Regions from separate parts of the Homo sapiens genome. Here region 2 is linked to region 1. A link is a loop called in an ENCODE intact Hi-C map of the cell type or tissue named here. Cell type or tissue: prostate gland. All regions are shown on one strand. Each heading gives the region's core, and the rest is flanking DNA. Links, peaks and the distances in the headings are about the cores only. Region 1 overlaps SULF2 (sulfatase 2). Region 2 has its middle 56 kb from the start of LINC01523.

Region 1 (15,218 bases), core at 2,763-10,762:
GCACTTGGGAAATTTAGCAATGATGGCTGGGTGCAGTGGCTCACACCTGTAATTCCAACATTTTGGGGGGCCAAAGTGGAAGGATCACCTGAGGCCAGGGGTTCGAGACCAGCTTGGGCAAAATAGTGAGATCCCTTCTCAATTTTTAAAAAACAGTAATAAAAAAAAGTTAGCAATGACGATGACGATTTGCACAATAGCACAACATCACACAGCCCACCTCAGGCCAGTGTTCTGATGAATGTCATGGTAAGTTGCACTCATGGATCAAAATGTGGCAGCATGTGCTCAGCCTCTGGTAATCAGCAAAATGCAAACGCAGCCAACAGTGCATTATCACATCCCAGCCATGACCACAGCAAATATGAAGAGGTCCCATCGCACCAAATGTTGGTGAGAATGTAGGAAAACAGGAAATCATATGCGCCAGCAGCATGATGGTAAATTGTTCCCTCCACTTTGAAGAACAGTTTGCCAATTTCTGGCAAAGCTGAAAATGGACATCTCCTTCTACTCAGCAATTTTACTCTGGCTGTGTCCCCCTCGGTTCTGAGGAGGTGATGTTGATGTGTGAGTTCTGCTTGAGCAAGGGAACACACTTCCTGGCTGCCCTGTTTGCTCTTGAAGATGTGTGATGCTCATGGCAATAGATTCCCTTTAGATCCAACGGACAGGAACCCCGACTGCAGCTGGCTTCAAAAACATTGAATTTTTTGCTCCCTAAACAGGCCAGGCACGGTGACTGAAGCCTGTGATCCCAGCACTTTGGGAGGCAGGGATGGGCGGATCACCTGAGGTCAGGAGTTCAAGACCAGCCTGACCAACATGGTGAAACCCCGTCTCTACTAAAAATACAAAAATTAGCCAGGCATGGTGATGTACACCTGTAATCCCAGCTACAGGGGAGGCTGAGACAGGAGAATTGCTTGAACCTGGGAGGCGGAGGTTGCAGTGAGCCGAGATCGCACCACTGCACTCTAGCCTGGGTGACAGAGTAAGACTCTGTCTCAAAAAAAAAAAAAAAAAAAAAAAGAGAAGATACAGGTGAGTAGCAGGCAGAGTCGGATCTTGTGGTTTACGAGTATCATGATCATATCACGAGGCTGGAGGTCTGGACATGGTGGCTGGCACTCCAGCAGCTGTGTGCCTCCTTGTCCACATCTGGCAGGAGCAAGAGAGCATCCTTTTCCAGAATGCTCAAGGCATGAGATCCCTTCTGATTGGACCACCCTGAGTCACATGCCAGCCCCTGAGCCAATCATCATATAAAGCACATGGTTTGTGCCAACTTGCCCAGCGTGGATCACCTGCTCTGCAGCAGCTGGCTGAGTCCCTTTTTCCCCAGCACTTGGACTGCCAGGTAGAAATCAAGGGCTGCTGGAAAGAATAAGGAAAAGCATACTGGAGTGCCGATCACAATTTTACTACACTGCCTTTGGCAAACAAAAAACAAAAAAAAAGTAACATCAGCTGGCCGGGCACAGTGGCTCACGCCTGTAATCCCAGCACTCTGGGAAGCCGAGGAGGGTGGATCACAAGGTCAGGAGTTTGAGACTAGCCTGGCCAACATAGTGAAACCCGTCTCTACTAAAAATACAAAAATTAGCTGAGTGTGGTGGTGGGCGCCTGTAATCCCAGCTACTAGGGAGGCTGAGGTATGAGAATCACTTGAACCCAGGAGGCGGAGGTTGCAGTGAGCCGAGATTGCACCACTGCACTCCAGCCTGGTGACAGAATGAGACTCCATCTCAAAAAAAAAGTAACAACAACAAAAAGGCAACCTTTTCCAGCTCTTTCTGGTGAACTAGATTGGAGTGCCATTTTCTCCCCATTGGGATAATGCCTTTCTCCTTCCACACCTGAATCTGGCAGTTCTGAAGTTGTTTCCCAGCCCCAGCTTCTGCCATCCGGTCCAGACTTTCGCAGAGATGGTGGCGGGCCCTCTGCCCTTCTGCATCATGTTCTAAAATGCGTCAGGGGAGCAGGGGGTACATGCTCCTTACAAGACCAGGCCTTGCCAGGGCTCTCAGTTGGAGCCTGTTTTGGGGTTTGGCCCTGAGCGCCCCAGTTATTTTCACTCTTCTCGCACAAAGCTGGGTAGAGAGGTCAGCTGAGGACCAGAACCTGGCCATCAGCCTTGGGCAGCTACCCTCACCAGGGTCTGGGGGGCCTCTGTGTCCTGATGACCCCACCCCATCTACACTACACTACACTTGGGGCACCCCATCGCCCTCTCACACAGGAGGATGGAAAGGCGCCCGCTAGGCATTTTGGCATCCCCAACAAATGAGACTTGTTTTTTCCCTAAAGCGGTTTCATTCAGGACCGCAGGGGCAGGAGGGCTGCTGCGTGGGCCGTCCTCCTCTGCAATGCTATAAAGTGGCCCAATGCCCCTCTTTCCCTGCCACTCTCTGGATCTACCCTTAGCCCCTTGCCCTGAACCCCATCCACCCTGGCCCCTCTGCCTCCTGGCCATCGCCCCAGAGCTCTCCCCAGCACATCAAGCATGAGTCCAGCATCACTTCCTGGTCCCCCGCCTCCCCGGCGCCTCTCACAGGCTTCTCCTCGGCACCTCCAGTTTTCCAGTTGCTCAGGCCAAAACCTTAGCACCATTCTTGATTTTTTTTTTCCTATTCCTTTCACACTCCACATTCAGTTCATCAGCAAACCCTGTCAGCTCTGCCTTCAAAATATGCCCAGAGTCCCCTCTGCTGCCACCAGCCCATCCGCGCCACTGTCTTCCCCGCCTGCCCTGTTCCAGGTTTCTCCTGGGATCCCCCAGCTTCTGCGTTTATGACCCCTTGGTCTGTTTTCAATGCAGCAGCCAGAGGGGTCTGGTCAGAACCTAGTTCAGATGCTCTTTCTCCTCTGGGCAGAGCCCTCCTTGGCTCCCACCTACTCAGGGTAGAGGCCCCGACAGCCACCTCAGGGTCCCAGTGATCCTTCCCTTCTCTCTGAACCCTCTCAGCCTCCTGGTCTCCCCTCAGTCACTGTCCTCCAGCCACAGCTTCTCAAGCAGTCAGCCACACCTGACATGCACCCACTCACAGTGCTTTGCACTTCTTTCCTTTTCTCAAAACTTCTACACGTCTGCACTTTCCTCGTGTCTGTGTTCCAATGCTGCCTCCTCAAAGAAGCCTTCCTTGACTACCCCATGCCTCCTGTTCATCCCAGTTTTTTCCCACCAGTGCCCCCATCACCACTGAACACCACTGACTGTGTATTCTGCCCATTTGTCTCATTGATTGTCTCGTTTCTAAAATGCCAGCTCTCAGGCTGGGCGTGGTGGCTCACGCCAGTAATTCTAACACTTTGGGAGGCTGAGGCGGGTGGATCACTTGAGGTCAGGAGTTTGAGACTAGCCTAGCCAACATGGTGAAACCCCATCTCTACTAAAAATACAAAAATTAGCTGGATGTGGTGGCGCAAGCCTGTAATCTCAGCTACTCGGGAGGCTGAGGCAGGAGAACCACTGGAACCAGGGAGGTGGAGGTTGCAGTGAGCCGAGATCACACCACTACACTCTGTCGCTTGGGTGACAGAATGAGACTCTATCTCAAAAATAAATAAATAAAATGCCAGCTCCCTGGAAGCAGCGGCCTCTGTTCTGTGCCCTCGCGGGTTGCCAGGCCTAGAGAGTGCCCACCCCATCGTAGGTGCTCAGGAGACCTTCCCAGGATGACTGGTGACTAAGTCTCCACATTCTGTCCCCGCCAGCAGCCCACCCCCATCTCTTCCACACTCCTTTCTCCTCTCCCGTTTCTCTCCTCTCCACCCCCACTCCCACCATCTCAGCCTTTCCTCCTCTTTCTTCTCAGCCTCTCTGCACACACAGGGAAGAGAAGACTGAAATTATTCCCGGGATGCCGTCCCTGGGCCCCTGGTGCAGCTGTCCCTGCCTTCACAATGGCAGCCTTCTCTTTGCTTGGCTCTTCTCCTGGGTTTGCTCCCTGCTCTCTTCCTCTCTCCTTGAGTGCACACAAGTGTGCACGCACGCACGCACACACACAGCTCCCTTCTTCCCTCGGTCCAGCTGCCTCTCATCTGCCCATCTTCCCTCCCCCTCTCCGGCCTGTGGGGGGACAGCAGAGCCTCTCCATTCACCCCGTGGAGTGTATCCACTGCTCACAGCAGGTAGCCTTCCTGTCTCTCTGCAGCGAACACCCAGCCTTCCCCACTGTGGGGATCCGAGTATCCACGGGAATTGCACAGCCCCTCCTGGGACCCAGGCTGACCCAGCGTGTCCTCGAGAGGCACGGATTTGCCGCCTCCGTGCACATCTTCAAGCGAAATTTCTTCCTCTAATTTGATAGTCACTTCCTTTCTCTAAGACCTCAGATTTCAAAATAAGTGAAGCACTTGTTTTGAGCAAGAGTCTAAAGAATTAGACTCCGCCTTAAGCGCCCTTGTGACCTTGAGCTGAGACCTCATCCCCTCTGGGCGTCAGTCTCTCCATCTGTGCAGCAGTGTTGTGACATCTAAGCACTAGTCACCCAGTGCCTGTGATAAGACGCCACCCTGAGTGATACGTGACCTGTGCCCACAAACCCAGGAGGAGAGGTTCCCTGCGCCGTAAGAGGAAGTGGCCACGGGGAAAGAGGAAGCTGATGTGAGGCCGATGGGGCAGGGTTTCCGATTGTTTCCAGGCGACACCCTCTCTGTCCCACCCCCTTAGCAGGTGTATCCACTTCCCTAGTGGACCACAGACTGGGTGGCTTAGAACAAAAGGCGATTTTCACAGTTCCGGGAGCCAGAACCCCAAAATCAAGCATCATCAGGGCCACGCTTTCCCTGCAGGCTTCAGGGGAGGGTCCTTTGCCCTTGAGTTCCTGGGGGTTGCTGGGAATCTTGGCACCCCTTGGCTTGTGGCCACATCACTCCAGCCTCTGCCTTCATCTTCATGCGGCCTCCTCCCTGTGGGTCCCTCTCTTCCCGTGGCCTGCTCCTCTCTGAATCAGTGTCCAAATTTCCCTCTTCTGTCAGGACACCAGTGATTGGACTAGAGCCCGCTCTGATCCAGCGTAACTTCATCTTACAACACCATGTTACAAACACGGTCACCCTCACAGGTACCTGGGCAAGGACTTGAGCATATATTTTGGGGAACACATTCATCTCGTGACGGCTGGTTTCTTTCACACATTAAACCCCGCCCCCCCCCATAAAGGCTGCAGAGCCGATGTCAAACTGAGCAAACCTGCCGCTCTTCCCCTCTTCACTGCCCCAGCTGTGGTCCTGGGTGGGGAGCAGTGTGGCCGCCCTGAAGATCAGCTCCATGCGTAGCCTTCCCTTCCCAACCATGGTTTCTCTCAAGGAATCTCCACCTGCAGTGGGCGTTGAAACAGCTGCAGGGTCAAAAGTGAGGGAAGGGTGACTGTGGTGACAGACAGGCACACCCTGTCTCCTGGGCCTCAAGAGGCTTCCGGGGGTTTCAGAGTGCATGAGACCTTTTGTAGTCCTCTCCTAGGTGCTAGCTGTGACTCCCTGAACATTCTGGAATGAGTTAGGCTGGAGCCAAATGGCCCAGTACCGTTGCCACTAGCCACAGGGAGCTATTTAACTTTACGTTAATTACAATTAGCATTTCAGTTTCTCAGGTGCACTAGCCATGGTTCAGGTATTCAGTAGGCGCACATGGGTTCTGTACTGGATAATGCACATAGAGAATGTTTCCATTGGCACAGAAAGGACTCTTGGACAGCAGGAGAATAGAGCCTATGGCTGGGCCTGTAATCCCGGCACTTGGAAAGGTCGAGGCAGGAGGATCTCTTGAGGCCAGGAGTTTGAGACCAGCCTGGGCAACATAGTAAGACCTGTATCTTTACAAAAAATTTGAAAAAAAAAAAATTAGCTGGACATGGTAGTCCATGCTTGTAGTCCCAGCTACTTGGGAGGCTGAGGCAGGAGGATCACTTGAGCCTAGGAGTTTGAGGCTGCAGTAAGCCATGATCACACCACTGTACTTCGGCCTGGGCAACAGAGTGAGACCTTGTCTCTAAAAAAGAAAGAAGAATAAAGCCTAATCAAACAAAATCTTTTGGGAGTGGGGAGTGACACACAGCACTGAGAAGGGGCAATAAAAACGCAGGGGGTGGTGGCTGTCGAACTTTAGGTGAGTGCTTTCCGTGATTCCTCATCTGTAATCCAATCTCCTCCTCCTCATCCCTGCACTCACTTCCCCTTATGCTCCCAGTACCTTGATCTGTCTTCCCAAACCTTCCTGGGTCTCGGGTCAGGGTCTCAGGACAGGTTCCTGTTCTCCGAGCAGCAGACACCATCCATCCCGGGGCCAGCAGGTTGTGCCAGCCCACACAGCGAGTCCTTTGGGAATCCATCCGTGTCGCAGGGGATTTGAGCAAATGAAGGGAAACCGAGTTCCTACACCGAGGCCGGGAGCGGGGCTTCCTCTGTCATCCCTGTGTGAACCCGTTCTAGCCTGGGGGCTCCAAATGCATAGAGGGCTGGCAGGTAGCCCAAAGCAGAGAGGCAGGCTGGGTGGGGAGGGGGTGCCCAGATTTCAACTGTGGACTGTTCACTCTACTTTTTAAGAATGAGCAACTGAAAACACCGGGCAGGCCCACAGCAAACACACCTGAGGGATGGATTGGTCTGCAGGCCACCGGCTTGCAAACTTCTTTCTAAGCTGGTGGTTCTCAAGGGAGCACACCGCCCCCTAGGGGTTAAACTCTGTGACTGCATTGCCGGTGATGGTGAAGGATTTGACTTTGCTGGCTTCCTGGGGGCGGAGACTAAGAAGGACTTTGATGTCCTGCTCTGCACAGCAGAGTCCACGTGGCCCCCACATTGCATTGTATTCCACATAGCTTCTGAGTTTCCTACCACATCACTCATATGGGTAGATTATTTTATGTTTATTGTCATCTGAGTCTTGAACCTACGTCTATTTTATATGTAAATACTGGAGGGTTTTTGCATATTCCCAGGAATGTACGGAATAAGAAAATGGAGGCAATATTATACTTGAGTGCAAAACTTTCCCAAGAGTCATTCCTTATTTCTGAAAGTCCCATCCCCGATGACAGTGCTACGCCAAAGGATTTGAATGGCAAATGTCGCCCGCCCACCCAGCTGCCCTTGTAATTGTCACATTCCCAGTGAATCTGTGTCTAGGTGCAGGCGTCTGCCTGACTACTGTGTTGTGCCTTCTTGATGGATGTGCTGGGGGAATTTCATATTGAAATTTATCTTCATTATAAATTGCTTTCCTTTTATTTTCCCTGTAGATTGCAGTTAGAGCATTATATTGATTTTGTGGAAATGACATGCATAGGTAGCTTTTGTTACCTATAAATTTCCTTTCAAGAAAACAAGGGCGCTCTACAAAATATTTGTCATAGAAATGGGAGGTCAGTCTGATGGCGCTGAGAACAGCTCTTTGAAAGGTGCAAGTAGTGTCAGATTCCTCCAAGGCGATAATTAAATATCCATTGAGTGACAGGCCTTGTTCTGAGGGTCTGTTGTGGATTTTCTCCCCCTCCTCTAGTCCATCCCTCTGAACAAAACCACACTTTAAAAGGCACAAGACAGATATTTAAGACACAGCTTGTCCTCGTGGTGACTCAGCAGGCAATAAAACCTGTCACTAGAGATGGAGCCCTCCATACCCAGCTAATTGAGTTTCCAGGGAATGAATGGGCCTCATCCTCATTTGCAGGAGCTGCAAGACCCTTCTAGGGAGCGGATGGCTGGAGCCAGCATTTAATTAGGCACAGGCAGCCCGCCCTCCATGCCACCAACACCCAGAGCTCCGCCTGGCCCTGCTACAACCAGTCAGCAGGGCCTTGGTGTCCCCCGCAGCCCAGTCTTCCTCAATAGCCACAGCCTCACTAAAAACAGGCAGGCGGAAGACAGGAATGCATGGAGTGGCAAGACAGAAGCAGCTCTCGCCTCTCGCCCTGGCGATCTGCTTGTCCCTGTTTGTCCCCAGCAACTGGCCATTCCTTCTCCCCACCCACAGCCGGAGGACACTTTTAAAAATTGTAAACCTGACCACATCACTTCCGGCTGAAAACCTCCTACGGCTGCCCACTGCTTTTTGGATAAACTGGCATCTCCTCGCCAGGGCTGCCAAGACCTTGTTTGGCCTGGGTGTGCTCACCTCTCTGTCCACATCTCCTATCTGTCCCTTCCTTGGTGACAGCACTCAGGCTGCCTAGCCTCTTTGTTCCTCAGAACTTCCAAGGTCCATTCCTGCCCCAGGCCCTTTGTATGTGCAGTTACCTCTGTCTGGAGCACTGGCCCACAACCATTCTGGTACAAGCAACCGGTTTCGTGGAAGACAGTTTTTCCACGGACTGGGGGTGAGGGATGTTTTGGGATGATTCAAGCGCATTTCATTTAGTGTGCACTTTATTTCTAATATTATCACATTATAATATGTAATGAAATAATTATACATCTCACTATAATGTAGAATCAGTGGGAGCCCGAGCTTGTTTTCCTGCAACCAGATGGTCTCACCCGGGGGCAATGGGAGACAGTGACAGATCATCAGGCATTAGATTGTCATAAGGAGTGCACAACCTAGATCCCCCGCATGCACAGTTCACAACGGGGTTCACGCTCCTATGATAATCTGCTGCTGATCTGATAGGAGGCAGAGCTCAGGCAGTGATGCAAGTGATGGGAAGCGGCTGTAAATACAGATGAAGTTTGCTCACTCGCCTGCCACTCACCTCCTGCTATGCAGCCCAGTTCCTAACAGGCCACAGACCGCTACCTGTCTACCTGTCTGCAGCCCAGGGGTTGGGGATCCCTGGTCTAGAGCGTTGTTCACACACTGCGGAGAACTTCCTCCATCCATTCTCTCTTCCTTCCTGCCCTTCCTGTGTCGGTTAGTACTCCTCAACCCTCTCATTCTCGACCATGACACCCGGCTTTATGTTCTTCTTAGGACTTCTCGCCCCCTTGAAATTATCTTGCATGTTTGTGAACTTTTTTTTTTTTCTTTTTTTTGAGATGGACTGTCACTCTGCCACCCAGGCTGGAGTACAGTGGCATGATCTTGACTCACTGCAACCTCCAACTCCCAGGTTCAAGCAATTCCCCTGCCTCTGCTTCCCAAGTAGCTGGAACTACAGGCACCCACCACTACACTCAGCTAATTTTCGTTTTTTGTTTTGGTTTTTTTTTGAGACGGAGTCTTGCTCTGTCGCCCAGCCTGGAGTGCTGTGCCACGATCTTGGTTCACTGCAGCCTCCACCTCCCAGGTTCAAGCGATTCTCCTGCCTCAGCCTCCCAAGTAGCTGGCATTACAGTTGCATGCCACCACAACCGGCTAATTTTTTACATTTTTGGTAGAGATGGGGTTTCACCATGTTGGCCAGGCTGGTCTTGAACTCCTGACCTCAAGTGATCCACCTGCCTCAGCCTCCCAAAGTGCTGGGATTACAGGCATGAGCCACCGCACCCAGCCAATTTTTGTACTTTAGTAGAGACAGGGTTTCACCATATTGGCCAGGCTGGTCTCGAACTCCTGACCTCAAGTGATCTGCCTGCCTCGGCCTCCCAAAGTGCTGGGATTACAGGCGTGAGCCACTGCACCTGGCGAGTGAACTTGTTTTTTACATGTTTTGTTTGCTGCCCATCCAAAAATAGCACCAGGCAGGTATTGGGTACTCAGTAAAGATTTGAACAAGGCCAGGCACGGTGGCTCACACGTGTAATCCCAGCACTTCGGGAGGCTGTGGTGGGAGGATCACTTGAGCCCAGGAGTTCAAAACCAGCCTGGGCAACATAGAGAGACCCTGTCTCTACAAATAATTTTAAAAACTGGCCAGGCATAGTGGCACACACCTGTGGTCCCAGCTCTTTGAGAGGCTAAGATGGGAGGATCACTTAAGCCCAGGCCTTTAAGGCCGCAGGGAGCCATGATCGTGCCACTGCATTACAACCTGGGCAAGTGAAACCTCAACTCAAACGAATAAAAAAAATGAACAGATGGAGAACTCTTGGGCCTTAGGCTTGAAGTCAGCAAAAAAATAAAAACAAAATGGAATTTAGATTACTATCTCATTTATCCAGCATGAAGAAACATAATCGAAATTAGTTCAGGCAAACTTTGCCAGGTCCCAGTGCTCAAACGCTGTCAGAACCCTGTCTTTCTGCTTCTTGCGTTTTCTGTCATTGGGTTGGCTTTATTAGGAAGGTTCCCTCTTTGTGATGGCAAGATGGCCCCCACAGGTCCATCTCCCCAGTGTGGTGACCCCAGCTGAAAGAGAGGCCTCTTTCCAAGGGCTCCAGCAAAAGTTCCAGGGAAAGCTCTCATTGGCTCATCTAGGGTCTTATGTCTCTTTCACCCAATCACAGCAGCCAGGCAAAAGGAGATACCCTGATTGTCCAGGCCAACCTCATGGGCCTGGTCCAGGATTCAGAGCTAGAAAGAGCCTCATCAGAACATGTAAGGCTGAGAAAGGGGAAAGATTGGTTCCCTCCCTCTTTGGTGACTGAAGGCACAATTATGAAAAGACAGGAGAATGGATTCTGGGCAGAAAAATAAAACAGATATCCACTATAGAAACCCACATGCAGGCCGGGCGCAGTAGCTCACGCCTGTAATCCCAGCACTTTGGGAGGCTGAGGCGGGTGGATCAGTTGAGGTCAGGAGTTCGAGACCAGCCTGACCAACGTGGTGAAACCCCGTCTCTACTAAAAAAATACAAAATTAGCCAGGCGTGGTAGCGCATGCCTGTAGTCCCAGGTACTGGGGAGGTTGAGGTAGGAGAATCTCTTGAACCCGGGAGGCAGAGGTTGCAGTGAGCCAAGATAATGCCACTGCACTGCAGTCTGGGTAACGAGTGAAATTCTGTCTCATAAAAAAAAAAAAAAATAGCTTCTTCTTAAAGGGCAAGTGGGAGGAGAGCATTTCTCCCAGCCCCCAGCTCGCTCTGCTTCCAACATAAGATGCCTCTTTCGTGCGGAATCATGACCCCACCTTCCTCATTTGTTTTCACACAGCTTTCAGTTCAGCAAGATCCCATCTCTGGCATCCAGAACTTTTATAGCATTGATTTATCACTTCGTGCAGTGATTTGCATTTGGTATTTTTTTTTTCAAAAGCAGAAGAACTCGACTCAGGCTGTAACCTTGCAAAGCAGCACAAAGTTAAAAGGATCCAGTTACAGAATATCAGAAATACCCCAGCCCTGAGAGCTGTGGAGCTCTGGGTTTATTTAATGCATTTCTTGCCAGCCCTGCCTCCTCAGCCAATTTGTCTGCCAAAAAAACAAAGACTTCAGTCCTGTGGCATTTCACATCTAATATTTATGCTGTTCTAGAGTTTGCAAAAGGGCTTCCTTTTCATTTATCACTGTTCCTCAGGAACCTCCAGCTCCCCTGCTAGGTTAATGGGATTGTTCTCTGCTGCCCAGACCGGGAGCCCCAGGAAGCCAAATGACAGATCATGAAAGTGGCCCAGTGGAGGACTCTTCTACTGGTGTCAGGGGTAGGATCAAAACTCAGCCTGAACCAGCTCAGTTTCTATTTTGTGACCCTGGGGGCCAAATATGGATCTTGCAAAATGGCAGCTGGCAGCCTGAGTCTACACTTCAACCCCAAATTTCTGTCAGAGTTACAAGATGCTTTTTAAAATCTGGAAATTTAACCAAAAATACCCAGATTACAAACTTCTCTTTAAAAAAAAAAAAAAAAAGATTATGATAGGCCTGTAATCCCAGCACTTTGGGAGGCCAAGGTGGGTGGATCACTTGAGGCCAGGAGTTCAAGACCAGCCTGGCCAACATGGTGAAACCCTGTCTCTACTAAAAATACAAAAGAATTAGCCGGGCGTGGTGGTGTGCACCTGTACTCCCAACTACTCAGGAGGCTAAGGTGGGAGAATCACTTGAACCAGGAGGCAGTGGTTGCAGTGAGCCAAGATCATGTCACTGCACTCCAGCCTGGGTGGCAAAGTGAGACCCTGTCTCAAAAAAAATAAAATAAAATAAAGGCCAGGTGCAGTGGCTCAAGCCTGTAATTCCAGCACTTTCAGAGGCCAAAGCAGGTGAATCATGAGGTCAGGAGATCGAGACCATCCTGGCTAACACCGTGAAACCCCGTCTCTAATAAAAAATACAAGAACAAAATTAGCCGGTCGTGGTGGCAGGTGCCTGCAGTCCGAGCTACTCGGGAGGCTGAGGTGGGAGAATGGCGTGAACCTGGGAGGTGGAGCTTGCAGTGAGTGCAGTGGCACTCCATCCTGGGCAACAGAGCAAGACTCTGTCTCAAAAAATAAAACAAAAATTTGAAAAAGATAATAATGATAATGATGGTATTGCCATTACTGGTAACATTCCTGCATGGTGGAGATTAGTAAACTGTGGCCTACAGGAGTCTGCTGCCAGGTTTTACAAAGTTTTCTGGAACACAGCCACACCCATTAGTGTATGTACTGTCTGTAGCTGCTTTGGCTCTACGGTGGCAGAATTGAATCATTGCAATAGAGACCTTATGGCTGCATAGCTGAAAACACATAGTCTGGCCCTTTGCAGAAATAGTTTGCTGAGCCCTCCTAAGTGGCGCCAGCCCACTGGATTTGTGCCACAGATACCCCCAGGATTTATTAGAATATAGGTGGAGTTGAGGGTACTTCAGTCCCTAATTAACAGCGGATTAGAGATGATAGGTGCTTATTTCTCTCCCATTTGACAGTTTGGGCATAAACAGCCTAGAGATGATGTGGCAGGCATGGTGTTGGCTCCCAGGCTCCTGATGGGTGATGGTCAGATGGCGTTCCATCATCCTGGGCGATCGTCCTTATCTAAAGCAGCATCCCATCCTGTCTGCATCCAACCAGCAGGACACAGAAACTATAAGGGAAGCTCACTTCCCTTCCTGGAGGGGAGTTTCCAGAAGTCACACACCACCTGGTGTACCCCTCCAGTTCATAGAAAATACAGAGAATTACAAAGGAAGCCAGTTATATGAAAACATATTTATCAAAATATTTTATAAACTGTGATATGTATGCTTCTTTACACATAAAATGGCACGATGAAGCAGTTATTTAATGGACAATGGATAGGTCTGATAACTTCCATGATTTCGAAGTAGCGCTGGCTCAAATGATATTTTAAGAAGTCCATGTTGACTACAATGTGATATGAAAATATCCGTAATTCCCATTGGTGACAAAGTCCCAGGGACCATCATTCATAATTGAAGGGGATGCTAGTTATAGGTTAATGAAAATAAACAAATACATACTTTTGCCATTCAATTTCAGGAAATTATATCTTGGGACAACAGATTAAGAACCTCTTCCTCAGGTGATCTGATTCGATTCCATGGCATTAAGTGCCATCTAAATGCTTACAGCTCCTCAGTTTGTAATTCCGTAGCTTTTCTGTGAACCTGGTCTGTTTCCACCTGAATGTCTAACCTGAGTCTCGAGGTTAATGTGTCTGATTTCTTTATCAACCCCCATCCCCAACTCTGCCCCTCCCAGTGTCCCTTTCCTAAATAAGGGCAAATCTGTCCTCCTCATTGCTTGGACCAAAAACCTTGAGTTATCCTTGACTCTCTTTACTTCTTTCGCATGCCACATCAGCAAATCCCATTGGTTCCACCTTTAAAAATAGCCTGGAACCAACCACCCAAGCCCTTCGCCTGCCACGATTGTGGTCATCACAGTCTGTCTCCTGAATGACTGTGAGAGTCTCCAAACATTCCAGTTCCCTGCCTCGGACTGGCCTTAATTCTAGGACAGAAGCTCCAGGAAGATGCAGGTTTTTTGCTGCTTTAATTTTTTCTGTTTTGTTCACTGGTATCCCCAGTGCCTAGAGCCATCCCAGCCACACAGGAGTCCTCCTTTAATGTTTACTGATTGAATGAATGAATATATAACATCATGATCAATAATATTATGATAAAAACAGTAACCATTTAGAGGCAGTTAACATATTTTCTCATTGAATCTTTCCCAGCAACTTTGTCATGTAGGGATATTATTATTATTCCTATTTTGCAGTTGAGAAAACTGAGCTGGAAGGCAGAGGTAGCTGAACTTAAATGCAAGCTGTTGGCTCCAGAGCCCATGCCCAGCCCTCAGACCTGCCTGCCTCGGAGGATAAAAATCATTTCTGAGGCCAGGCCAGGTGGCTCACGCCTGTAATCCTAGCACTTTGGGAGGCCGAGGCAGGTGGATCACGAGGTCAGGAGATCAAGACCATCCTAACCAACAAGGTGAAATCCCATCTCTACTAAAAATACAAAAAATTAGCTGGGCATGGTGGTGGCGCATGCCTGTAATCCCAGCTACTCGGGAGGCTGAGGCAGGAGAATCGCTTGAACCTGGCAGGCGGAGGTTTGCAGTGAGCCGAGATCGCAGCACTGAACTCCAGCCTGGGTGACAGAGCGAGACTCCATCTCAAAAAAAAAAAAAAAAAATTATCTCTGAAACCCTACACTTCTGGAAAGACTGATCTGGATAACGACTATGGCTCCTACCTGTGTCCCCCACCTATGCTTCAAGAAAGGCAAAGTGCCCGGGTCCTGGGAATGACCTTCCTTCAAAAGCCCACGGCCGGATGAATTCTGGGAGGATGCAGCATGGGAAGATAACCTCAGTGTGGAAATTCCCTTTGCCTGGAATTCTGGCAGAAAGCACTTCGGAGATAGTCTGAGCCACATCGGAGAGGAGGAGCTCTCGGAGGCTGAGTCCCATTTGTGTGTGTCCCCACCTTTAGCCATGGGGCAGTCCCTCTGCTGTTCCCTCTTCCCTGCCTCTCTGCGTCCCCGTGGATGGGAAGAGCTCCAGTCTGTGGTCGCTGGAGTCCTGCTGAGAGGCTGAACAGGGTAGTCACCAAAAGGCAGGTGGAGACAGACAACCTGGGATTGAGCCTCATTTCAGCTCTGACACTTGGCAGTTGTGGGATGTTCGGTGAAAAGGGGACTTTGCCTCTCTGTGCCTCAGTTTCTCCATCTGTAAAATAGGGACCAAAAAAAGGATCTACCTCACTGGGATGTTGTAGGTCATCGTCTAAACCAGTGGCTCTCAAAGCGTGGTCCCAGGATCTCTAGACTCAAAACTATTTTCATGATAATACCAGGACACTGTTTACCTTTTTACCGTCATTTTCCTTCTGGTAGACAGTGGAGTTTTCTAGCAGGTACATAGCATATCTAGTTATCTAAAAAGGATTAAAATACTCTTCCCTTTTCCATCTGCATACCCATTTTATTTTATTTTTTAGAAATAG
Region 2 (15,218 bases), core at 3,690-11,689, 200 kb before region 1:
AGGTGACAAGTCCCGTACTGGCCAATCTGTGCTCTCCTCTTAGAAGCTGCATCTTAGGTAGGGTGACCAAAACATCAAATGCAGTTGAAACTGCTTTACTCTGCAGCCTGAGTCAGTTCCTGTTGCTTACGAAGAGCCCCAACCCAACACATAACAAAGAAAATAAACCACAAGCAGAAACCCAATAAAAGACAAGTCTTACTGGAATGTCGACCTAAAATATTAATAATGATGCACTTGAAAACCTAAAGAACTAGTTCGAGACAAAGAAACCTTGCATTCAGCCTTTGACAAAGACTCTCTCCTTAACCAAACGTTAATCAGGTCCTCTAAGCCTTCTTCTCAACCAGACCTTTACCTCGGCCCCATCCTTGCCAGGCTTGCCTAGCCCAATTTCAGCAAGAATCCTGATAAGTCAGTTTAGAAAGCATCCCCTCAACGCCCACCCTAGATATCTGGTCACCCTGGCCTGCCGTCAGCCAGAACCTCACTTGGTCAAGTCCAGCAAGAATCCCTCCAATCTTGATGTCTCTTTGGTAAATTTCCATCCACAACCTTGCAACCTGCTCCTTGGCTATAAACCCAAATGTGTTCTTGTATTCAGAATTGAGCTCAATCTTTTCCCTATTACAATCATCTTGACAGCTATTGTAGTTGTCCTGAGTAAAGTCTTCCTTATTATTTTAACAAGCATGGGAATAATTTTTTCTTTAACACTGTTCACACAAGAAATATATCCTGGGCTTCTAAAGCGGGGCAAGCCCTGTGCTGAGCAGTGGGAATAAAATGATGACAGACCCAGAGAAGAGCCCTGTCCCCATGGAGTGTATGGGATGGCAATGGGGGGACAGGACACAGGAAATGGCCAGGTTGACTACTGCAGGCGGGCCTTATAAGAGGACGGAAGGAGGTGTCTAAATAGAGTTTTTGTGAAACAAATCACATGCCAAGATCTGCTACTTTGTAAAAATGATAAATCTTATGTAATATGGGCAGCCAACCCCTAATTTCTCTTGTCTTTGAAGTTCTGGATTTACTGTCTGAAGCATTCCAGATGCAAAGAGTCCTGTTCAGCAAAGGTTGTTTTCATTTGCATTTTGAATACACCAGAGACTGCGGTGCCAATCAGCATGAGAAACTATTTTCTCATACAATCCTCAATTTATGTAAAACAGCACCCTTCTCTAGTAGTCTTTTTCGTTCATTTATAGGCTCCTGGCTGAGGCGCTGTCAAAACTAATGGCCACATTCTCAGAGGACACAGGTGACCTGCAGATGTGGGGCTTTATTCTCAAGGTCACTTTCATGTGAGATGCCCCCAACTCGTCCCTCCTCGGGAATGAGTTCTTCTGCCCCGCCACTCTTGGACCACAGCCACCCAGTCCTGGTCACCTAGATAATTCATTTCCTTCACTTTGGGCCAAGTTATGTAATTACATGCATTTGATATTCATCTCCTCCAAGTTGGACGCTAAGTGTCCAAACTGAACCTAAGAAGTGGGGCTGCCAGTTATTTAACTAGACTTCAGCTGGCAGTCAATTGGCTAAAAAGCAGAAACAGACCTTGGAAGCATGATGAAATTAAATAGCATGCAGTTTTTCAAATTACCAGAAGTGCAGAAAGGCTGGAAGAGTAAAACAACCGTTCCTGGCCCCTGCCCCCTCACCTTCCGTCACATCCAGGGCCAACCACTTTTGATAGTTTCTGAACCATGTCCGTATTTCTGAAAGCAAGACATCTCAAGAGTAACAGCCCTTATCCATGGTGTTGCGTGGATCAGTAGTGTGTTCCTTCTTATTGCCGAGTAGTATTTCACGGCGTGAATCGACTACAGCTTAGTCACTCATTCCCCTGTCGGTAGACATTTGGGTAATTTCCAGTGTGGGGCTGTTATGGATAAAGCTGCTTATGAACATTCTTGTTGACATGTTTTTGTTTCTCTTGTAGATATACCTCAGAGTGGAATTGCTGGGTGATAGGAGAGATGCATGTTTAATTTTTTTTAATTGCCAAAACACTTTTCAAAGTGGCTTATCCCATTTCACATTCCCACCATCAATGTATGGGACTTCCAGTTGCTCCACACTCTCATTTGGCCAGCTGTAGAAATCGGTTGCTGGCTTGCTGCTGTAACATACGAAGGATTTAGCAGAGGGCTCTTCCCAGTAGCATAATTTTTACCGCCTACTTTGGAAGTAGCAAAGATGGCTCTGTGAAGGTAAACTGCACAGATTTGAAGGTCAGCTCTGTCACTTACTACTGTAGAAACTTGGAGGAGCTGTTGCATTTCATTGTGTCTCTGTTTCCACATCCATTAAATGGGACAATAATAGTTCCTACTCCATAATGTCAAAAGTACCAATTTGAAGACTGTATGATATGTAGTAAACAATAAATGTTAGTTACTACTATTCTGTTATTCTAGTTACTATTAGTTACTATTATTCTATTTTGGGGTATCCTGGTCATTTTAAGGATTTGAACATCTTTATTTCGTTGTCCAACTGTGGACAATGTCTCTTGGCTCCCCGCTTTGTAAGCTAATGCTCCTAAAATACACATAAAGATGCCTTCTATGTGCCACTGTTTGGGAAACATCATTCATAAAGTAATACAGTCTTCACATCAAACATCTGATTCAGGTATTATTAATTATGCTCAGGATGGAGATGGGGAAATGTAGGAGCAGAGAAGTGAGATGGCCCACCCAAAGTCCACAGCCCAGAGGTGGCAGGGCCAGGACTGGGACCCAGGCAGGTGGAAGCCAGGGCCCCCACACTTCCCCACTGCTCTTGGGCCTCCTCTTTGTCCAGGCCCTCCTTGCCCTTACCCACCTCCCAGCCTCTGCCAGGCATATTTGTCTCTATAAATAAGGTGTACATCATAAAAGTTTAAGGAAAAGTGGAATTCTATTTTTCTTTTTTTTTTTTTTTTTTTTGAGACAGAGTCTCGCTCTGTCACGCAGGCTGGAATCAGTGGTGTGATCTTGGCTCACTGCACCTCCGCCTCCCGGGTTCAAGCGATTCTCCTGCCTCAGCCTCCCGAATAGCTGGGATTACAGGCGCCTGCCACTACGCCTGGCTAATTTTTGTATTTTTAGTAGAGACGGGGTTTCACCTTGTTGGCCAGGCTGGTCTCGAACTCCTGACCTCAGGTGATCTGCCCACCTCGGCCTCCCAAAGTGCTGGGATTACAGGTGTGAGCCACCACGCCTGGACTCTATTTTCATATCAGATTAGATATCCACCCAGGAAGGAATAAGAGGTATTTGAAGACATTCTCCCTGGCCTGGAACACAGAGACACCAGCTCATCTGTGGGTTTGCTGCTAGTTGAGAAGAGCCTTCAGAAGCGCATGAGTTTCCGACATCCTCAGGCATCCTGGCCCAACTGCCTTTCGGTCATCATTTGGGAGAGAGCCCAGACGTCCTGAACTCAAAGTGCAGCTTCCTCCACAACAGTCTGTGGACAAGGCAATTCCTTGAACCCCTTTGCTTCAGTTTCCACATCTGTGTCTTCCTAGGCCTCCTACTCCCCAGGCGATCGCATCCTGACTGAAGCCTTTACATACTCATTCTATGCTGAGCGTTCTAAAATATTTCAGTCCTACCCCAACTTCTTCCTGAGATCTCTACTTGTATATCCAACTGCCCACTGGACTCCTCAAACATGATCTTAACAAAGCTGAACTCTTGTTCAACCTCAGGCCCCAAAATTATTCTTCTCACAGTCTACCCCATTTCAGCAAACGGAAATGTCACCATTCCAGTTACTCTGGCTACAACCCTGGGTGTCTTCTTAGCTCCTCCCTTTCTCTGGTTGCAGCACCAGCTGAAAATAAGCAGCCAGAAGAACTGCCCAGCGGAGCCCAGTTACCCCACAGAACCATGAAAGATAATGAAATGTTTGTTGTTTTGAACCACTAGTTTGTGGTTGTTTATTATGTGGCTCTAGATAACTGAGACATGGTGCTTTCATAGACAAATGTTTTACCTACATCCTTGATATGAACTACCAGCTAGGTCTTCAAATGTGCCTGCTTTTCTATGTCCCAAACTTCAGGGCTAGCCTACCATAAGAACAGTTTCTCTGCCACTCCTGGATAATACCTCTACGATTACTTAACATGTTTTTTTTTCAAATGGACTATAAAAGTTGGATCATTTGTATAATGTAGCCTGCTACTAAGAACTAGTAATACTAATGATGGCTGTGCATATTGACTGAGCACTTACCATGGGCCATCCATAGCTCTAAGGGCTTTCCATACGGTCGCTTGTCTAATCTTTACCACAGCCCTATGAGGAAGATATTATTATTGTCACCATTTTACAGATGATGACAATGAGGCACAAAGAGGTTATCCAAGGCCTCACAGCTAGAAAACCAGGGAGGTGAGACCTGACTCGCTATTGTCCAACTCCAGAGTCTAAATTCTCAACTACCTCTCTGAACAACAACAATAACCACTGGTATCTATCGACTTCTTGCTACATTTCAGACACTTTCCTAGCTCATTATTGATTTCTCCCCACAGCTCTTGGAGGTAGGTCTATTATTATATGCATATGCATATAATAATAGGTGAGGAAACTGAGGCACAGCAGGGCTGAGTCACGCAGCTGAAAAGTCCATGGCAGAGTCAGGATTCAAGCCCAGGCATTCAAGCTGCAGAGCTCACACCCATCACCAGTCCCCTGTGTTTCAGTGAAATAACATTCAAATACACCCATAACCATCAGATAGCAAGATTTTTCTTGCTGTCTAACTCATTTCATGAGCCACCACGGACAGGCAGATCACAATTTGGGAAGCATCTTCCCAGCCTCAGGTGCCTCCTACCTGGGGCCCCAGTCTACTCACCTGGGTGGCCTGCCAGATGCTGGTGGGGCTTTATTTCCATCTGGGGGCCCCTGCACACCCTCCATACCTAGCTGTCCCTGGATGCAGGGCCCTCACTGCTTGAGGCTGTGCCCACCCAGGACCACATCCAGCTTCCGGGGCTCCTGCCCCTTCTGGCCTGGCCCCTCTCTCCTACTCCCTCAGTCCAGGACTCTCGTGCTGACAGCCACCCTCTTAACTGGAGATGAGAACACCACTGGCATCCACATTCCACCTGGATTTGCATAATCAGGCACATTTACTGCCCTCACTCTGTGCCATAATTACTGACTTGCTTTGCATTCGACACTTTTCAACTCCATGCACGTCCCTTCTCCTTCCTGCATTTTTAAGGTGGTTATTACAGATACGGCAGACTTGGCTTTCCCAGACATGACTCTGGCTTTAAAAATGCAAAAAGATCAATGTCCTACTTTATGTAATTATGTCTGCCCCTAGAATCAAAGGAAGAGCAGATGGGGCACACTTTGGAGTCAGCAGACTTTATAACTAGGGGAAGAGTTGAGGCCTGTAGTATTTTCCACAGCATCATCTGCTCCCTAAAATCACACAAATCCCTCCTTGTCCCCTAGAGAGGGGTAGAATTTCCTGGTCCCTGTGAGTCAGACAGGACTCCTGGGCCAGGATTTTCATGACATCTGAGTCAGAGAAGTTTGCAAGGGGGAAGTAATCCAATTGGCTATGGAAAAAAAAAAAAAAGCAGTGTTCAAATTCTCTAGAGCAGGTTTTTTTCCCCCAAACTTTTGAAGAAGGATCCATTATAAGACACGAAGTTTTCATCAGAACATGAAATAAATGTACACACACACACACACACACACACACACACACACACACACACAGGATGTTAGGAAAGTTACAGACTAACAACAGATGGAAGAAACAAAGTATGGGCCTTCATTGAATCTTTATTTTAAAAAGTAGCTCAAGAAAAGTTTATGAGATAATCAGGAAAATTTGAACGTTGACTAGATATTTGATAATATTAAAAGAATTATTGCTTATTATTTGTAGGCAAGATACTGGTATTATATTTGTGTTTTAATATGGAGTCTTTCGCTTTTAGAGACACATACTAAAGTATTATGATAAAAATGATACAAGGTCTAGGCCTCAAAATAATCCAAAAGAAAATAAACTAGTATAAGGTGACATAGAGATGAAATGAGATTTACCACGCATGTTAAAGCTGGGTAATGGGTAAATAAATGGAAGTTTCTTACACTTTCTCCTATACTTCGTGTGTATTTGAAAATACTCATAATATACTTTATATTAATTAAATTAAAAGACCTGTGGGGGAAAAAAACTACTGGATCAAAACTCCTAAATAAATCAAAGGAATTTCCAATCAGATAGTGTTTGCAGTAATTATAGCAAGTAGTGTTTTAGAGTGTACTCTCTAAAACAAGACTATTTGGGTTTGAATCCTTTCTTTGACACTTACCAGCTGCATGGCTGTGGGCAAGTTACCTATCCTCTCCCTGCTCCCATTTCCTCCTCTGTAACTTGGAATAACAATAATAGTATCTACATGCTGGAGCTGTTAAGAGGATTCAACGTGTTAAGTGCTTAGAGGTGTATCTAGCACAACAATCATTATCCCAGTAGTAGTCATAGTGGTGGAAGCAATAGCGCCAACAGTACTACGCAGTATTCAGGAATCTTTTTTAATATTGAAGTCATCCAAAAAACATGCTGCAGCTCTCCCTGGCTTTGAAGGCATTAAAAAAAAAAACCTGTAGACAAAGTTAATTTAACAGAGGTTATTTGGACAAAGAACAATTCAAGAATCAGGCAGCACTCAGAACCTGAAGACATTCTGAGGGCTCAACTCAGCAAGGTGGAGAGCAAGTGTTTATAGACAGAAGATATAAATAAAGTAGAAAATTAACTTGATTGATTACACCTAGGCATTTGCCTTATTTGGACATGGTCTGACCTGTTGGCTACTTCTGATTGGCTGAAGCTCAGCAGTTTCTGATTGGCTGAAACTTGGCAGCTGGTGATTGGCTGAGATCTGGGTATCTGTTACAAAAAATCTACACTCCTAAATTAGGTTTCAGTTTGTTTATATACTAAGTTAGGTTGCAGAGCTTTATGGAAGAACTCAAAGTACAGAGAAAGCCTCAGGCTAATGACCTCCTACTTATTTAATTTAACAGAGTTAATAGGGTGTAAGTGGAAGTGAGGTGTGACAGCTTCTTGGAATGTTCCTTGAAAAGAAACCTGATGCTTTGAGCCTTTTTGACTTCATACCTTCTTTCATTCTGGTTGCTTGGGGGGCAACACGTCTGGGGCTGAGGCTAGAGCTGGAGCTGCCATCTTGGACCATGTACTGTTCCTGAGAATAGAAGCCACACCTGGCAGGGAAACCCGAATGAAGAAATCAGGTCCCTGGGTGCTTGGTCAACTAGTGCCCACATGCCAGCCTTGAGCTATCGCCCAGACTACCACGTGGGAGAAAAGTACATGCACGTCTGTTCAGATGTCTGTGACTGGGAGCACTATTACTCACAGCAGTAATCGGGATCAGATAATCCTACCTGGTACATTAAGTTGTAATTTGTTTATCATAAATCATAAGAGTTGTCATCACAGAGGAGAGAACACAAATTGATACAGCAAAATATTCCACATCTGGAAATGCAAAGGGTGTTGTTCATCCTCTTTTCAATATATGGAACTGAGAGGAGAGACAATGAAGTCATTCTGACTCATCCTGCCTCAGAGGTTTATTTATTCCTTTCTTTTCTATTTTTTTCAAATATCATGGTCTTAGGTGAAGCAAAAACGTGGAAAGAAGATTCATGAGTGTGAGCTGTAAAGCCATGTTTAAAAGGAATCTGACAGGTTGAGGTAGAAAATATCATGCTTTTTCCTAGACTGCATGCTTTGTCCTCGATCCTTGACTGACAGCTCCTGATCTGAGCTTCCAGGCCCTACTTGAGTGATCCCTCTTCTGAGATGTCTTCTCTCAGACCCTACGAGAGCAGTGGTCAGACGTCCATCACTGGACAAATGCTAATATATGCTGAACATCTGCAAACACATCCAGAGCACTTTGTAGTCTCTTGACCAGTATCCATTCTCTTTTCTTTCAACGTTATTAGCTTTTGTGGATGTTTACCTTCCCAATTTCCAGTTCACATGACCTGGTGTGGCCCGTCCCTTGGCCTCAAGAATGAAGCCCTCACCAATTGGTATATATCATTACTCTGATTACAGTGATTGGTCCAGGTATAGTCATGTGACCTAAGCTGGTCCAATCAGAATGAATCTTGAGACTAGGCCTTATGCTTCTTTTATGGCCAAGTAAGCCTCTGGGAGGCGAGTCCTCTCACATACAACAGCTATAAACTCTGGACAAAATTTTAAAAACAACGACCTGAAAGCACAGGACAATGAAGAAAGGCAGACAGATATGGGAGGGGAGTTGATGCTTGGACAGATTTTCACCTGAGAGGAGGTTTCAGTCTGCAAAAGAGGGACAACTAAAACTCCAACTAAAAATCAGTCATCTCACCCACTTGAAGAACCAGAGGACCAGGCTCTGGGAAACCATAGCCACTGGAATGGAGCAGGGAAATTACAAATGCAGAGAGACATCAGAGACAGGGAGCCCCAAATTTTATGTATAAACTTTTCAAATGTCTAGCTGGTCCCTAAACCACATATGTGTAGGCAGACTACAAGTAGCCCAGCTAGGGTTGCCACAGAATTGAACTGAAATTTGAGCTATTTCCCACTCCAGGAAACACAAACCTTTTCATTTTTTTTTCTTTTACCTTTAGTAACTGAACGCAAGATCTTTTCAATTTGAGTTCAGCCACTTTAGTCACTTGCTCAAAAAATCAACAGTCTTCACAGGAAAACAACGGAATCAAGAATTACTGTATTGGTCACAATATTCTGGATATAATGCAAAATTGCAGGAAAATATGACAAAGACTCAACATAAAAAAATAAGAATAGAGACTTATCTGAAGATAACTCATATGTTCAAATTAGCAAAGATTTTATAGTAGCTGTTATAGGTATGCTAAAGGACATAAAGGAAAATCCATTCATAAGGAATGAATAGATAGGAAATCAAAATTAGAGCAAAACTCAGAATTGCTATGTGAGCTATTGGAAAAGACTTTGACAAAATGTGAAGCTAATTCTCAGGCAATTCCTTTGAACCAAAGGAAGAGACTGAAACTTCCTAGGACCACAGAATAGAACTTGAGAAAGAAACAAATACAACAGAAAGAAAACCTCAGAATTAGAGAGAAACTCAGTGTTCACACGATTAAGTGCTTCAATCTAGCCATACCTGAAGCCAATATGTCCCCCGGGCTTTCCTGTGAATCACAGCATGATTCAAGCAATCCTTTTATTCAAGCAACCTTGAGCTGAGATTTTCGTCCCTTGAGTAGGAAGAGCCATACTGATTGTCTTATGTAGGGTTCTCTCAGAGGCAGGCATGAAGACAAATTTGAGTGAAAGTCATTTATTTGGGAGCCATAAAAGGAACAGTAGGGGAATAGGAAATTGAGATGTGAAAAAGAAAGGAAACCATCCAAGGTGACTTAATAGGCACGACGTTCTAGAATAGGCAGTTCAGGTTGAAGGCTGTGAAGAACATGGTGAATTATCCCACTCAAAGGGCAAAGAAACTGGGATTTTGAGCCACCAGCTCACTTCCATCACTGATTAGGGGCTGTCCCTGGGGCATTAACTCTCTGGCACCTCCAGCCTGCCCCACACACAGGCTGAGCACACTCCAACAACCAAAGAAAGTTCTTAGGCGGAGAGCCGCAGGTGCTCACAGTAGATGTCACTGGCATTTATTTATAGGAACAGTGAGTACCTAGGAGAGGCGGGCAGGGTACCAACAGCATCTGCCACACATTACACATGACCTTGGCTTTTGTGTGATTCTGAGGGTCTTCGAAAAAAGAATTAGCTTTACTTTCACATTCCCATCCCCAGTGCATAGAAAGGTGTCTGACAAGTACATAGTTGAGATGTAATAAATAGTTTTTCTCTCTGAATGGCAGGAGGACTATTTCCTATGGAGGTAGGGAAGACAAGATCTGCAGTGACTGATTATCTTCTTATTAAAGGCTAATGGAAGTTCAAAATTAAGCGGCAAGATGGCTGCCTTTAAATGATTTCCCACATGTTAAGAAAATGGAAGATTTCCTGCACTCTTGAGAACCAATGTTTTATTTCAGGAATGTTTTGGACTGTTACAAGTATCCCAGGGTATTGCTTTGCTTTACCTTCCACAGAATTAAAACGGAACATTTCTCTCCCGCCTATCGCAACTGGAATGACAAAGCAAAGGGTTGATATAGGATTTTGTAGGGTAGATTTTGGTCTCTCAGGAGAGTTGCCCGAAAGTGAAAGAAGTGGCTCCTGTACAGGTTTTGTGCCCTCCCAAAATTCTCCCAGTGCGTCAACATCTGGGCATTCAGACAAATGGGGGAGGGGGAGAGTTACCATTTAACCAAAGAAATACTTTCAACTCAACACATTCATTGAGTAGCTCTTAGAATTTCAATCCACAGAATTCTAGAATGGTGGATTTTATTTGGTCTAATCCTTAACATCCTCATTTTGTATGTCTCCAGAATTCCATTCACTCATTGAACAAATATTTTCTGAGCATGTACTATATGCCAGGTGCTGTGCTGCATACTGAAGACACAGCAGTGAACAAGACAGAGAAAAGTTTACAGCCATGGAAGCTGGGTTATGGAGAAGAAAGTGATAATAGTGAATAATTCTATGGCACTTACCACGTGCCATGCGATAGGTTATGTACCTTACAAGTGTTCTCTGGTGAAATCTTCCGGAATTATTCTCTAATCTGGTGTTCTTATTATCCCCAGTTTACAGGTGGGAAAAAAGTAGGCATAGAGACCTTAGGAAACTTGCCCAGGGTCACAAAGCCAGAAAGTGGTGAGGTCTGGATTCAACCCTGCTCTCTGACTTGATTCCAGGTGCTCAACCTCCATCCTCTGACTGCCCTGCAGGTTGTTTATTCCATAACTTTCATTAGCTGTCTACTGGGTGCCACACACTGTGCTAGGCACTGGGGTTGTAATGAGGAAAAACAAACATGACTGCTGCTCTCATTAAGTTTACATTCTAGTCCTAGACCACATGGGTCAATAAATTCATTCATTTATTCACTAAGTGAGTTATTACTAAATGACCAGTATGCAACTATCAGCTCTAGGGTTTCCAAAGTTAAGAAAGACATGCTCTCAGCTAAGGTGGAGCAATTTGGAGGTGTGTATAATGCTTACGTCACATGCCCAGCTGAGGGGGTGGAATCAAGATGTGTGCATTCAGCTGACCCCTTACCCCCAACTCCATGTAGGTGAGTAGTCCAGCCATCGGGCAATACTTCCATGGCCAGTAAGTGGTAGATTCTGGAGCTTAAATTCATGTGAAGAGGAGGCTTCCCTGTGCCATTCTCAGCCCAAATCATAGGCAAGACAGAGTGAAGTGAGGGCAGAGGCTTCCAGAAAGCAAGGGAAGCCAGTCTACAGAGAAGCTCCAAGAAGCTCCCAAGAAGAACAGAGATTTGATTCCCTCCAGCCCAAAGTTACCCATGGTTTGAATGGTTTTAATCCCTGTGGATCAATTGAGGAACTTTAAGAGGAAGCCATGTCCATACAGAACAATGCCAAATCCATTTGAAATTCTAACCAATTCAGCACAATGTGAACATGCGTACATACACACATTAAACACATTTAGAGTTCTAATCAAGGTGACCAAGATACCTTTGGAATCTGATAGGTGTAGTGAATACTGTTGACTGCCTACCCAAAATTTCAATGCCATACACACACACACACACACACACACACACACACACACACACACACACCCAGTTCTTCACTTTTCAGGAATCCTGTTTTCCCTGCATCCCAGGGATTCAAGAAAGTTCATCCTGCTCCCATCCTAGCTACAACACTGTTCTAAGGGTGATCCCAGTCATTCCATTGATAGGGTTTTGGTCAAGAGCACACATATCATGCAACTGAGGTCAAGAAGATTCAAAAATGGGTTCGCTTGTGGTTTCTAGGAAACTCCCTGCTTGCTCTTCTGAGAATGCTTGCAAAGGTTACCTGATTTCTTCTTCACCCAGGAGGAAGTCCAGCCTTGGGATAAAGTCAACACAGAACAGCAGGGCAGAGATGGAAAGGGTCTGATCCGTGAAGACATCTTGGGATTGCTGGATCACCTCTAGATTATATGAACCAACATATTTTGTAATTGTTTAAGCCAATTGCCATATGAGTTTCTGTTATTTGTTCCGAAAAACATCCCGATACACAGTTAATTTGCAGTATGCTTTGGAGAGCTGTGAGCTGATTTTTATTTCCTCTCACATTTTCAACAAGAGTGTTCAAAGTTCAAACCACACTTGGGAGGTGCCAAATATCTTACCATCACCAAAGAAGCCATACAAGGGAGAATATTCATTTTGAAAAGGAGGTGGTTTTTTAATGGTTGGTATTAAGTTCTATCTTAAAAGCATAATGCACCCAAAAATTGACCAACAAAACAGCCAAAAAAGTGCTATTACTTCAAAGGGTCCCTTTACCTGGGGCCTTGCTCAATTCTGCTTGCCTAACTATGCCTAGATAAATGCATGAAAAGTAATATTTACACTTTTGCTTGGTTGCCGTGTGTGACTAAGTGGATGAGAACGAGACAGACGGAGAGAGAATGAGGAAATGCAACAACTTCTCCCAATTCACTGTTTCCTGAGTTTTCTCTCTTCTGTTAAACTTCCCCAAACCAACTTTCCAAAATCACGGTGTGATGGGGAATGTGGACATCATTAGCATCAATTGTTTCAGACCTGAAACCCAGACCCAGAGAATTCCTTGTTGCCCTTGGAGCTATTTTAAGGTTTAAAATTTAAACCATATTCCTATTTTCTATATATTTTCCAACATTTCTGCTGAATGTAATCCATATGGAAGGATTTTTTTCTTCAAAGAGAAAATATGGCCTTGGTGGGAATGCTGGTCTTGCAGCTGCTTCCTCCCCTGCACTTCACCCGTGCACACAGCCCGAAACTCACTCCGGCTGGGAAGGAGAGAGGCTGCATTCAACATAAATGCAAAATGCTCCAGACATTCATGATTATCTGTGCTGTGCATGAATAACGACAGCAGCTTGCAAGTGGGCAGGACTTGGCGGCGAGGCCCCATCACAAATCCACTGCCACACCAACACGCTCCAACGAAGTGCCTGTGAAATCTGCCTTCAGTCACTAATTTCACACTCCAGGGACAGAGCTGCGAACAGCTCCGAGCTCATAATTCTCATTTTAATAACAGTTTCCTTAACCTTCAGACATGCTTTTATGGCATTTTTTCCACCTTTTAAAAAATTAAAATGCTCAATTCCTTTAAGGTTAAGTCTCAGGTTTGCTTTCGTTTAATCATCTCTTTACCGTGTTGACTTTGCAAACAGAAGAGATTTTATATTGTCTTTGGATCATTTGTGAAGCTTTTTCTGGCTCGGCTGCATTTTTTAAAAAACAAAATGAATCGTTCACATATTCTGCATTCATTTTTCCCTCTCCTGCAGCTTTCTAAATAATGTAGGTATTTTGGATGCTTCTGTCATGAGCACGGAATGCATTTGCAATGCCCTGCTAAAATATGCTTTTCATCTCCCTTCAGATCATAACACGAATTTTCTTCTTTGGGTTTCTGCAGACCTGAGAAATACCCTTCTCTTCTGGAACGTGTTGCAAGACACAGAGGAGGGTCCTTTGGGACAGAGGAAAGAGTGAGGATCCCGAGTTGACAGATGGGCAGGCGTCGACCCAAAGAGGGCAATTTGCAAGATTTCTGGGGGCTGGATTTATGAACCCCAAAAGGGTTTGCCTTGGGAATTCGGGTTTGATCATTCCTGTTAACTCAGTTGGGCATTCCCCTCAATGACTCAGACATAGTATCTATTCAGATGATTGAATATTGTGAAAATCTTGTTCAGTTGCTTTAGAAAATATATCACAGGTTTGTTTCTGATATAAATTAGTTCGTTAGGGTTGTTTTTTGTGTTTTTGTTGTTGTTGTTGTTGTTGTGGTTTTTAGACGGAGTCTCGCTCTGTCACCCAGGCTGGAGTGCAGTGACACGATCTCGGCTCACAGCAAATTCTGCCTCCCAGGTTCAAGCAATTCTCTGCCTCAGCCTCCCGAGTAGCTGGAATTACAGGTGCCCACTACCACGCCCGGCTAATTTTTTTGTATTTTTAGTACAGATGGGGTTTCACCATCTTGGCCAGGCTGGTCTCGAACTCCTGACCTCATGATCCACCCGCCTCAGCCTCCCAAAGTGCTGGGATTACAGGCATGAGCCACCACGATGGGTGTTTTTTGTTTTTTTAATAAGCCATGGTTCTCATCATAGTACTTTTAAGAATAGGATTGGTTTAGCAATCAGGAAATTAGAGGCATCAATCTCAACGACAGATCCTGTCCTTAAAGATTTAACATTTTGTTATTTGTGGATTTTCTTGCTTTGGTTTTGACATGTAAACTATTCCATTACAATAATATTTATCTTGATTTTTCAGAGTTTTGGCATCCCCCCTCAAGAAAGCCCAGGGGAAGAACGTTAATTGATTCATCTTAGTCCCATTCCAGAATTTACTTCAAGCCCAAGGGTGAAGTGAGTTTAGGGGTCCCCTTCTGAGGACAGAAGTTTAGGGGCCCCCAGCCTTTCCCTTATTGAGATGGTGAGTTTGGATCTTGATATGGTTTTGCTCTGTGTCCCCACTCAAATCTCATCTTGAATTGTAATCCTCATGTGTCAACGGAGGGACCTGGTGGGAGGTGATTTGATCATGGGGGCAGATTCCCCCATGCTGTTCTCCTGATAGTGAATGAGTTCTCATGAGATCTGATGGTTTTTAAAGTTCTCTATCTCTCTCTCTCTCACACACACACACACACCTGCCTCCATGTAAGACGTGCCTTGCTTCCCCTTCCCTTCCACCATGACTGTAAATTTCCTGAGGCCTCCCCAGCCATGCACAACTGTGAGTCAATTAAACCTCTTTTCCTTATAAATTACCTAGTCTCAGGCAGTTCTTTATAGCAGTGTGAAAATGGACTAATACAGCTCTGTCTTGGAAAGAGGGAAGATTTAAGAGTTTGTAGCTGGCCGCAGGTCTCAGCTCTCCTGAAGCTTACTGACGTCAGGAATTAAATCCCAAGTGAGCCACTGATACATGCCATCCACTTCCCACCACCTGTCTTACCCTCTCTTTTCCCCTCTCTCTCTGT

The links. Peaks named below come from ENCODE experiments on the same cell type or tissue, not always from the same donor. Only the 100,000 strongest peaks of a DNase experiment are listed, where the experiment ranks them.
Region 2: it touches region 1 in a loop (2.4-fold over the local background); 2 of 110 quality-filtered maps call a loop at or near these places.

What each region holds. Positions count from the first base shown.
Region 1 is chr20:47,717,002-47,732,219 of GRCh38, reverse strand. All of the region lies in intron 3 of SULF2 (sulfatase 2), which reads left to right. Among named protein-coding and RNA genes, the nearest start is that of SULF2, 61 kb to the left of the region's middle. In prostate gland, for the core only: a CTCF peak has its summit at 6,684 (motif pointing left); a DNase peak (open chromatin) is centred at 6,679.
Region 2 is chr20:47,919,839-47,935,056 of GRCh38, reverse strand. No RefSeq gene overlaps it. Among named protein-coding and RNA genes, the nearest start is that of LINC01523, 56 kb to the left of the region's middle. In prostate gland, for the core only: no CTCF peak of the experiment used is centred there; a DNase peak (open chromatin) is centred at 7,286.